Linked DNA regions of Homo sapiens: region 2 is linked to region 1. Evidence: chromatin loops called from intact Hi-C (ENCODE). Cell type or tissue: IMR-90. All regions are shown on one strand. Each heading gives the region's core, and the rest is flanking DNA. Links, peaks and the distances in the headings are about the cores only.

Region 1 (5,376 bases), core at 183-5,182:
CTATTAGCAATTTCACTGGGTGATGCTTAAATTGTAGTAGTGCCCCTATTTTAACCATAATATCTCTTCCCAACAGGAGGACTGGGCAGCTTGGTACTACTAGAAATTCCTGTTGGAAAAATTGTTTCTCAAATTGACAAATCAAAGGAGGAGTGAAGAAGCTTGTTTGTGGCCTTCCTTCCATTCCCATAACACTCATTGACTGGGAGGAAGGTTTTCCTGCACAAGCAGTAAGGACAGACTAATTTGCTCCTGTATCAAAAAGAAACTGAATTTGGGGGCCCATCACAGCCAGAGTTACCCGGGGCTCCTCATCTAATTCCTCCTTTTGTACTGCTAGAGCTTTGACTGACTGAGCCCCTCAGTGGGAACTGGGGCAGTCAATCCTCCAGTGCCAGGGGTCATAACCAGTACCCTCACGTTTTTGGCAAGGGCCTGGCATATGCTTAGTACAATTCTTTGCACAATGCCCAGCTTTCTTGCATTTGAAGCAAGAGCCCTTGCTGGCATTATCCTTATGGCTCTTCTGGTTTCCTTTGGACACTCTTTGGGCATTCACAGCATCGCCAATGATGGCTTCCATAATTTTGGCTTGCCATTTTTCTTTTCTTTTCTTTTTTTTTTTTTTTTTGAGACAGAGTTTCACTTTTCTTGCCCAGGCTGGAGTGCAATGGCACAATCTTGGCTCACCGCAACCTCCGCCTCCTGGGTTCAAGTGATTCTCCTGCCTCAGTCTCCTGAGTAGCTGAGATTACAGGCATGTGCCAGCAGGCTTAGCTAATTTTGTATTTTTAGTAGAGACGGGGTTACTCCATGTCGGTCAGGCTGGTCTTGAACTCCCAACCTCAGGTGATCCGCCTGCCTCGGCCTCCCAAAGTGCTGGAATTACGGGTGTGATCCACTGTGCCCAGCCTGCTTGCCGTTTTATTTTGCTCCCTTTTTCCTTCCACCAGGTCACGATTGTTATAAACCATAAAGGTGGTATCAAGAAGCTGATTTTGATTAGTTTGTGGCCCCATCTGTAGTTTTTGGAGCTTATGTCTAACGGCTGGGGCAGATTGGCTAATGAAATGCTGTGCCATTCCTATTTTGCCTTTGGGAGAAGAAGGGTCCAGATTAGTGTATTTGTTAAAAGCTTCCTCCAGCCTGCCATGAAACATGGCTGAATTTTCCTCCTTTCCCTGTGTAACCTCCCTTACTTTATCATAATTTACTGCTTTAGTTATTCCCTTTCTCATTCCTCCAAGGAGAGCCTAAAGAAATTTAGCCCAGTTGTTCATTCCCATGGGTGTGTTATAGTCCCAGTTAGGATCAGTAGTAGGGACTGTGTCTGGTCCTGGGTGATTGCCCTGAGGGTTTCGGGCAAATAAATTGTCTGCTTCCTGGCGGGCAGCCTCAAGGATGTGTTCCTTTTCAAAGGAGGTGTAACAGATTGCTAGAATGAATTGAGCGTCCCTCCATGAGAGATCAAAGGCTAAGGTCAAAGTCTGGAGCCCATCTATGAATTTCCTGGGATTCTCAGAACAGCTTCCTCACTTTCCCTTATGTTATTGTATATTAGTTATAGAGAAGGGGACCTGCACTAGGACTGGCCCCTTGGCTTCTGCTACTTCCTAAGGGGTAGCAGGGCTGGAGGGAGAGTTGAATGTGCTGTTCCCCTCCGAGTGTGAGGGGGACTGAGTAGGGTCCCCAGTGTTTGGGTTTTAGCCTCAGGAACACTTGGCAAGCGGCTATATGGAGGCAGTTGCTGTTCACCCTGAGAGACAGGTGGCCCTTGTAAAAGGGGGTCATCTATAATATCTAGTTCTGCCTTTGGACTTCCCTGTGGGGGAATTATTAGGTTTTGGTATAGGGCCATGAAGGCCTATACATATGGGATTTCTGACCATTTGCCCTGCCTTTTAAAAAACAGGTCTAATTGCAGGATGGTGTCATAATTAAGGCTACTATTGACCACCCATTGTTCCAGGCTGGGGAGCTTATAATGGGGACAAACAGTATTGGAGAAACAAAAATCATACGTTTTCTCTTTAGATTGTCAGGGTCAAATTGATTTCAATCCCAGAGGATGCAGCCAAGTGGGGAATCAGGTGGAATTGATGGAGAGTTGCCCATAGTGGTCTAGAAAAGAGAAGAGAACTTTGAAAAGTTGAGGGCTCATTAAGTAACCGAAATTTTAGCTGGGGTATCCCCCTGGAAAAATTCTGGCCCCTGATTGGGGTTCCCAGGGGGCATACCCTTAAGGGCCCCATCTTAGCCTGTCAGATGTCGCTAAACTCACATGGGTGCTAGCACCACTTTGGAATGGTTCCCTCCACCACTGATGGCCCACTATGAGCTTTCCCTCTTGTCCCTGGATGAAGGCCTTGACTTCTAGAATTAATTTGTAGTCAAACCTTTGGATTTTTTTTCCTATCCCACTTAAAACAATTATTTAACTCTCTACATTTAGGCAAGATTAAATTGTATATAAATTCCCTCTTATGAATCCACCCCCATGACTCACACAGACCATCTACAACATGCCCAAGCCCTCTGACTTGTCCTTAGCCAGTCGAGTAGGGAAGGAAAGAATTCAGCATAAGGAAAGAAGGTTTAAGTCACCTGAAACATGTATGAGTTAGCCCCGGGTGAGCTTCCACTGCCAATTACGTCACACATAGGGATCAGGGACTATAACCAGAAAAGATAGAAAAGAGTCCTTCCCCGTTCCAGGCAAGGCAGCCATCCCCATTCACTCCTTGGCCTTCAGGTTACACCAGAGACTGGCCCCAGCCAGTTGCCTTCAATTACCAACAGTCTACTAGAAAATGGCCGCTGAAAGACCGAAAAAGTAAAGGACTTGGTCTCAAGCCAGTTGGTGGCGGTCAGGCGCTTCCACATGGAAACCTTTCAGTTTCACTGGAGAGTGGCCCTGGCCAGAAACATGCTGTTGCCTCCATGCTTAGGCGCTGTCCACCAAGGATCCCAAATTGGAAAGGAAGAGAGAAAGAGAAAGAGGAAAAAGAGAAAAATAAATCCCAAACTTTGGGCTTACCTCCTGGCTGGCTCACCAAAATATGTTACCAGTTGAGGGTAGCTGTCCCAGTTCTTGGCATTTTAAACAAAGAATTGGACAAACACACAAAGCAAGACAGTGAAAGCAGAGATTTATTTTAAATGAAAGTACACTCCCCAGGGTTGGAGCCATCTCCAGCAAGTGGTTCACAGTATCGGTTACAGAATTTTCTGGGGTTTAAATACCCTCTAGAGGTTTCCCGTTGGTTCTATGCAAATAAAGTAGTGGCCAAGAACCAGTCTGATAGGATGCGGGAGGGGACCAATCAGAAGTACCTTCACGTTTCCTTTTTTTTTTTTTTTTTTTTTTTTGAGAGGGAGTTTTGCTCTTGTTGCCCAGGCTGGAGTGCAATGGTGACATCTTAGCTCACTGCAACATCCACCTCCCAGGTTCAAGCCATTCTCCTGCCTCAGCCTCCTGAGTAGCTGGGATTACAGGCATGCACCACCATGCCCGGCTAATTTTGCCTTTTTAGTAGAGACGGGGTTTCTCCATGTTGGTCAGGCTGGTCTCAAACTCCCAACCTCAGGTGATCCGCCAGCTTCAGCCTCCCAAAGTGTTGGGATTACAGGTGTGAGCCACCGCACCTGGCTGTACCTTCATTTTTCAACTGCCATGCAGAAAAAGGAGGGGTTGTAAAGGGAGTAGTCTCTGATATCCAGTCAGCAATCGGCCTTAGGTTCCCTGCCTCTAGACCCTATTTTCCTGCCTCAAATCTAGAGGCAGAAAAGTGGTGTTTTCATTCAAGAATGAGGGCTGAGCTGGGCACAGTGGCTTTTGCCTGTAGTCCCAGCTATGCAGGAGGCTGAGATGGAAGGTTTGCTGAGCCCAGGAGTTCAAGACCAGCCTGGGCAACATAGCAAGGCTCCATCTCTAAAAAGTAAAAGAACAATAAGGTCTGAATGGCATGACAATGAGGTTAAGTGAAGCTACTAAGATTAAGTCTTCAGTGGCTTTAGTTAACTTTGCAGCTGTAAGTACCCAAAGAGGGTAGGCAACTGCTACGGGGCCAAATGAGAAGATGTAACAAGAAACGGGTCTTTGATGTCCATCATGCTGTTAACACCTCTAAAATTTCTCCTGATTTTTTATACACAAATAGAAAGTAGAGTTTATAACAATTAGGGAATTCAAGGGTAGTGAGTTTATTTGGGACAAGAACTCAGGTGTGTCAACTAGTTTTGATTATAGAAAGGGGGAGCCAGTATAGACAAATTCAGAATCCAGTGTCTACAATATCACGAGTCCAAGAAATTCTCTAAATTATGTTCTGGTAATTGGCCAGGTAAAATCATAAAGAGCTTCCTTTCTCTGAAGGAAAAGAGATTTTCCCTTTTGCATGATGATGTCATGATCAAGATAATTCACTTTAGTCTGATAAAACTGGATTTATGGCCGGGCACAGTGGCTCACACCTGTAATCCCAGCACCTCGGGAGGTCGAGGTGGGTAGATCACGAGGTCAGGAGTTCAAGACCAGCCTGGCCAAGACGGTGAAACCCCATCTCTACTAAAAATACAAAAATTAGCCAGGCGCAGTCACAGGCGACTATAATCCCAGCTACTTGGGAGGCTGAGGCAGGAGAATCACTTGAGCCCGGGAAGCGGAGGTTGCAGTGAGCCAAGATCATGCCACTGCACTCCAGCCTGGGCGACAGAGTGAGAATCCATCTCAAAAACAAAACAAAACAAAACTGGATTTATCCTTTGAGAAGTTATGTCCCTAATTCTTCAAGATTTGGCCGGGCACCGTGGCTCACACCTGTAATCCCTGCACTTTGGGTGGCTGAGGCAGGACAGCTTGAGCCCAGGAGTTTGAGACCAGATTGGGCAACATGGTGTAATCCTGTCTCTTAAAAATATATATATAAAATAAAAATTCTTCAAGATCTTCTATCTGGAGAGCATAAGAGAAGATCCATTAATTATATAAGAGTTTCATCATCTCTGAATTCTGTAAGGAGATAAACTCATGGATAGAGATTACAGTATCCATCCTATAAATTCTTTTTTCTTTTTTTGAGATGGAGTCTTGCTCTGTCGCCCAGGCTGGAGTGCAGTGGCATGATCTTGGCTCACTGCAACCTCCGCCTCCCGGGTTCAAGCGATTCTTCTGCCTCAGCCTCCTGAGTAGCTGAGACTACAGGCATGTGCCACCACGCCCTGCTAATTTTTGTATTTTTAATAGAGATGGGGTTTCACCATATTGGCCAGGCTAGTCTTGAACTCCTGACCCCGTGATCCACCCATTTTGGCCTCCCAAAGTGCTGGGATTACAGGCGTGAGCCACTGCACCAGGCCTCCATCCTATAAATTCTT
Region 2 (5,376 bases), core at 276-5,275, 69 kb before region 1:
AGGCCGCCCAGCGGCTGGACTCCTTTCCTACCGCCCCCAGCTGAACTCCTCTTGGCATCCAGACGTCTCTCCTCTTCTCTCTTTCCCTGCTGTGCTGTTCCACCGTCCATCTGCTGGTATCCTCCTCTACTCACCTGCTGCTCTGCTGTGGAGCTTGGGGTTTGCGGTTTACGTGGGGGCAGGATAGAGGGTGTGGAGGGACAAAAGGCAACCTCTTTGTCTTGAAAACAGGAATGCCTGTCCTCATTTAGGGCCGCAGGTCTTCAGGCTTGAAGGTGAGGTCTTTGCCAGGGATCCACCCTCTTCTAACCAGTATTTTCCCTGTCCCCTGTCCGTATCAGAAGCAGATGCAGATACAAGAAAACTTCTCTGCCTGCCCTCCATATTTGCCTAAAAGCAGGACATAATTTTTGTTTGTTTGTTTGTTTTTTGACACAGGGTCTCGCACTGTCACCAGGCTGGAGTGCAGTGGTGTAAACATGGCTCCCTGCAGCCTCAACCTCCTGAGCTCAAGCAATCCTCCCACCTCTGCCTCCCAAAGTGCTAGGATTACAGGCATGAGCCATCACGCCAGCCAGGACACAAATTTTTTTTTTTGAGACAGAGTCTCGCTCTGTCGCCCAGGCTGGAATGCAGGGGCGCAATCTCGGCTCACTGCAAGCTCCACCTCCCAGGTTCACGCCATTCTCCTGCCTCAGCCTCCCACGTAGCTGAGACTACAGGCGCCCGCCACCATGTCCAGCTAATTTTGTTTTTTGTATTTTTAGTAGAGAGGGAGTTTCACTGTGTTAACCAGGATGGTCTCGATCTCCCGACCTCGTGATCCACCCGCCTCGGCCTCCCAAAGTGCTGGGATTACAGGCGTGAGCCACCACGCCTGGTTCACCAGGACAAAAATTTTTAAAGGTGTCTGCCCTTCCCTTTCTACCAGGAAGGACCAAAGTTAATCACTGGAGACAACTGTAGATTCTTATCAGCCCAGAGATGACACCAGAGGAATCTACATTTCAAACTTCATTAACTAGCTCTTACCATCTATTAGTTCCCCCATTTAAACATATTTACTTTCCCACAATTTATCACCCTAGAAACTTAAAGTCGTTTTCCTTTGTATTATCATTTCTCTACAAATGTTCTTTCTTATGAAGCTAGAAAAAACTGAGGCATGGTTTAAACGTCAAATAATTTATCTGAGCCAAATGTGAGTGACTGCAGTCTGAAAACACTTCCAGGTTACCTTGAGAAGTGCTCCAGAAATCAAAAAAGAGACTCGGGCCTTAAAAGAAAAAAAGGATGAATCAGGAAAGGGGCGACTAGAAAAGTTGTTTTTCGCTAGGTCTGGGGCTTTGGGGAGGTGGGTTTCCCATTTGCAAAATGGAACTTTAAAAGTCCACGGCACCTAACATTTCCAAGCTCCTCTAAATCTTCCAGGAAGCACAGGAGATGCAGGGCAGATGGGAGCATTCTCATCCTGCAGATAAACAGGCCTGGGGTCAGCTGGGAGGTTGGAAAGGCAGGCACTAGAATACCAGGTACTGGGTGAGTGAAAGCACAGTGTGACCTGGCAAGGGAAGGGGAGGCGAGAGCAAAGCAGTTGCTGTCTCTCCAGTTTCTCCTTCACTAACCACCTCAGCCCAGGGCCTGGAAAGAAAAAGAACTTAAGGACTTCCACAGGCTGAGACTGGATGCTGAAGGTGGACAGTGGCTCACACACCTTCTTGAAGTCAAGTGGCTCCTCCCCTGCCCACCAGATGCCAAGAGGGTCTGTTGGACCCAGACCTGTGGTGACAGCTACAAGAGAAGGAGGAGACACCAAAGTTGAGTTTGCTTTATAAGTGACATTGCAGGCTGGGCTGCAGTGGGGGGGCAGGATGAAGATTCAGGCTGTACTTTTCAAGGGACCAAGGGCTTGGGATCCACATAGGCCTCCCACACCGTCAGATGTCAGCTCCATCAATACTGAAAGACAATAGGAGATGAGGTAGGGAGGGGGTGAGAACGTGGGGAGAGGGAAGGGAGGTGGTGGGAAAGAGAGGAAGGAAGAGGTGAGGAAAGGCAAGGAGGAAAGGGAAGGGAAAAAAAAGTTGTTTTTCAACTATTATGATCAGTGTGATCGTATCTAAAGCAGTCTTGGAGTCAGGAGACAGGCTGTAATTGTTTAAAAGGTGGCCTGTTCCTGGGGACTTCCCAGCTCAGCAGGAAGCAGTCACAGATGTTTTGGCAGTTGTTTAGCCAGGAAGTTCTCTGCTTAAGACATGCGTGGGGTGGCTGGGCGCCGTGACTCATGCCTGTAATCCTGGCACTTTGGGAGGCAGAGGTAGGGGGATTGCTTGAGCCCAGGAGTTCTAAACCAGCCTGGGCAACGTAGTAGGACCTTGTCTCTATAAATAAATAATTAATTTAATTTTTTTTTTAAAAAGACAGGCCTGAGGTCCAAACCGAAATGGCCTCCCGACTCCATTTTATGTGCTTTGACTAACCCGTCACTGTTTCCCTTCATCATTTTGTTAAGATGCTGGACAAGCCCCAGTTCTAGCCACCCTTTTTAGTTACTCATCACTGAATGCTCCCATGTGTATACAGGCAGCACATGTTAAAAAACTTTTTCGGCCAGGCGCGGTGGCTCACGCCTGTAATCCAGCACTTTGGGAGGCCAAGGCGTGCGGATCACGAGGTCAGGAGATCGAGACCATCCTGGCTAACAAGGTGAAACCCCGTCTCTACTAAAAATACGAAAAAAATTAGCTGGGCGTGGTGGCGGGCGCCTGTAGTCCCAGCTACTTGGGAGGCTGAGGCAGGAGAATGGTGTGAACCCAGAAGGCAGAGCTTGCAGTGAGCTGAGATGGGGCCACTGCACTGCACTCCAGCCTGGGTGACAGAGCAAGACTCCGTCTCAAAAATAAATAAATAAATAAATAAAAATAAACTTTTTCTTGGCCGGGCACGGTGGCTCACGCCTGTAATGCCAACACTTTGGGAGGCCGAGGCGGGCGGATCACCTGAGGTTGGGAGTTCGAGACCAGCCTGACCAACATGGAGAAACCCCATCTCTACTAAAAATACAAAATTAGCTGGTCATGGTGACGCATGCCTGTAGTCCCAGCTACTCGGGAGGCTGAGGCAGGAGAATCACTTGAACCTGAGAGGCGGAGGTTGCGGTGAGCTGAGATGGCACCATTGCACTCCAGCCTGGACAACAAGAGCGAAACTCCGTCTCAAAAAATAATAATAATACAAATAAAAAAATAAAAAATAAATAAAATAAAATAAAAACGTTTTTATCTTGTTAATCTGTCTTTTGTCAATCTAATTTACAGGGCCCAGCCTGTAAATCTAAAATGAGTAGAAGGAAAAAGAATTTTTCCCCTCCTGGGCAGAACACTCTTGGGCACGTGAGCCTTGGCTTCTTAACCACATATCTGAGCAGCCAGTGTGGCAGTGGTGAGTGGCAGTGGAGAGACTCCAGGAAGCAGCCATTTCCCTATCCTGGGTGCTTCCTGTTTCTGTCTAATGCTACACATAGTCCATGGTTTCAGTATGTTGTATGTGTTTGATTGTCAATCCCTGTAATTACATCCTACCTAAAATATGCATTTTTGTTCCCGGAACCAAGCCGGGTCCGGCTGCATTTTCTTGAGGCCCAATAACGAGAAGCAGACAGACTAGGAAAGAAGGGAATTTATTGCTGTAACCAGATACAGGCAGAAGGCTGGAGATAATTCCACCAGGCCAACTCAAAGTGTCAACAATTGTCTTAGTGTTTATATAGGTTGGGGTTATGCGCCTGTGTGCAGTGTAGCATTTGCCTAAGTCTACTGGTAACTAATTTTGTTTCAACTAGAAGGTCAGAGGCAAAAATGCTTTCTAAGTCGGATTAAGCTGTGAGCGGCCCAGTACCTACAAGGCCTGTCTACTGTGGTACCAGAGTGATTATTTCTATCTTATCTGCTTTACAGCTTGGTCTGGAGGGCTGCCTTAGACTCTCCAATGAATCTATTCGAACAGCTGCCTCTGTTACCTTGACTGTCTCAGATTTCGTTGACCCGAGACGGGTCCTGGCACTAGGAATGAAAGACTGTCTCTATTATTTTGGTTTGCTCCAGGTTAGGGAGAAGCCCACGCAAGGCTCCTACTGACCATATGTTTCATTTCTAGCTTTGCTGTCTGGGCACCAATTTCCCTAGGTTTAACTATTTGCTCAATGTTAAGGCAGCTCTGGGGAAATTCGTCTGTGTAACTGGGGTGCTATGCAGGCCTGTCTGTTTGACTGTCATGCAGGTCTGTCTGTGTGATCATCAGGGAGAATCGGCCGGCCACATTTTCAATCTTTCTCCTCTTCTGGAAAAAATAACCACTCAGTCTTTAGCGTCAGCTCACCCTTCAGGGTTTGACACCTGGAGCAGCAGTCAAAGAAGCTGAAAACACGACCTTCCTTTCTAGGTGTTAACTTTAGCCACTGTGGTAGATGGTCCAGAAAGATGACCACTGCTAATTCCTTTCCTCCCTGAATGTGCATACTGTTGCAGCCATCAGAGGCGGAGTCGGTTTCCTTCCCTTGAATTCCGTCTGGTTTTGCGACTTCCCTTGACTAATAAACAGAATGAGGTGGAAGTTAAAGGGAATCACAACCCACCCTATGGTACAATGATTCTTTTAAGACATTCAAGTTATAGATGCAGAAAGAAGCCTCTTCTGAGCTTCCCTTATCTGACTATAGGCAGGGCCTTTGGAGAATGAAGCTGCCATAAATCCCCTCTCTGGGGGAGCTTCCAGCCAGGAAGGAGCCTGACTGTTAGCACCTGGGTGAGAAATTGCATAAACAAACATTATCATAAACTGTAATACCTGCCATTGGTTTCCCTAAAAGCCCATTTGTACTTCCCACAGAAGCTCTAGCTTTCCCGCTCCTTCTGCCTATTAAATTGTTGTTGTAATATACCCTTACCCCTAGCTGTTCAGCAAGCTACTGCTTTCTAATGCTGTCACATGTATGAATATAAAGCATGTTCTTTTTCCCTCTAGTTAAACTGTCTAATGTCAGGAAATTTGCAGGCCCACTTCCTCCCCCCACCACCACTTGAACCTAATTTAGTGATGGAAAGGTTTTATTCCCAGTATAGTTGTGTTTTATGTTCCTGTTCTAGGCTTAAATTTTCAGGGGCCTGGAAGCTTCCATTTTTGTTTCAGGAAGCTAGATGCTATGCTTTGAAGAAGCTCAGCCAAGACAACTGGAAGAGAAGAGACTACATGGAGAGAGAAAGGCCACGTGGAGGACCACTGGGGCTCCACGCATTGAGTGAAGCCTTTTTGGACTTTTGAGCCAGCCAACTAATAAGAAGTAAAACCAACACTGTGGAGTGGCAAACAAAAGAAAAT

Evidence for each region. A loop is a pair of places that touch in the nucleus more often than their neighbours do. Peaks named below come from ENCODE experiments on the same cell type or tissue, not always from the same donor. Only the 100,000 strongest peaks of a DNase experiment are listed, where the experiment ranks them.
Region 2: a loop joins it to region 1, with 2.2 times the contacts of the local background. A loop is called at or near these places in 16 of 110 quality-filtered maps.

Annotation. Positions count from the first base shown.
Region 1 is chr12:31,941,941-31,947,316 of GRCh38, forward strand. No RefSeq gene overlaps it. Among named protein-coding and RNA genes, the nearest start is that of RESF1, 15 kb to the right of the region's middle. In IMR-90, for the core only: no CTCF peak of the experiment used is centred there; no DNase peak of the experiment used is centred there.
Region 2 is chr12:31,873,306-31,878,681 of GRCh38, forward strand. It overlaps LINC02422 (long intergenic non-protein coding RNA 2422), which reads right to left. Exons shown (of 2, transcript NR_135029.1): 2 at 3,664-4,588. Among named protein-coding and RNA genes, the nearest start is that of LINC02422, 11 kb to the right of the region's middle. RefSeq lists an enhancer at 2,110-2,404. In IMR-90, for the core only: no CTCF peak of the experiment used is centred there; a DNase peak (open chromatin) is centred at 2,246.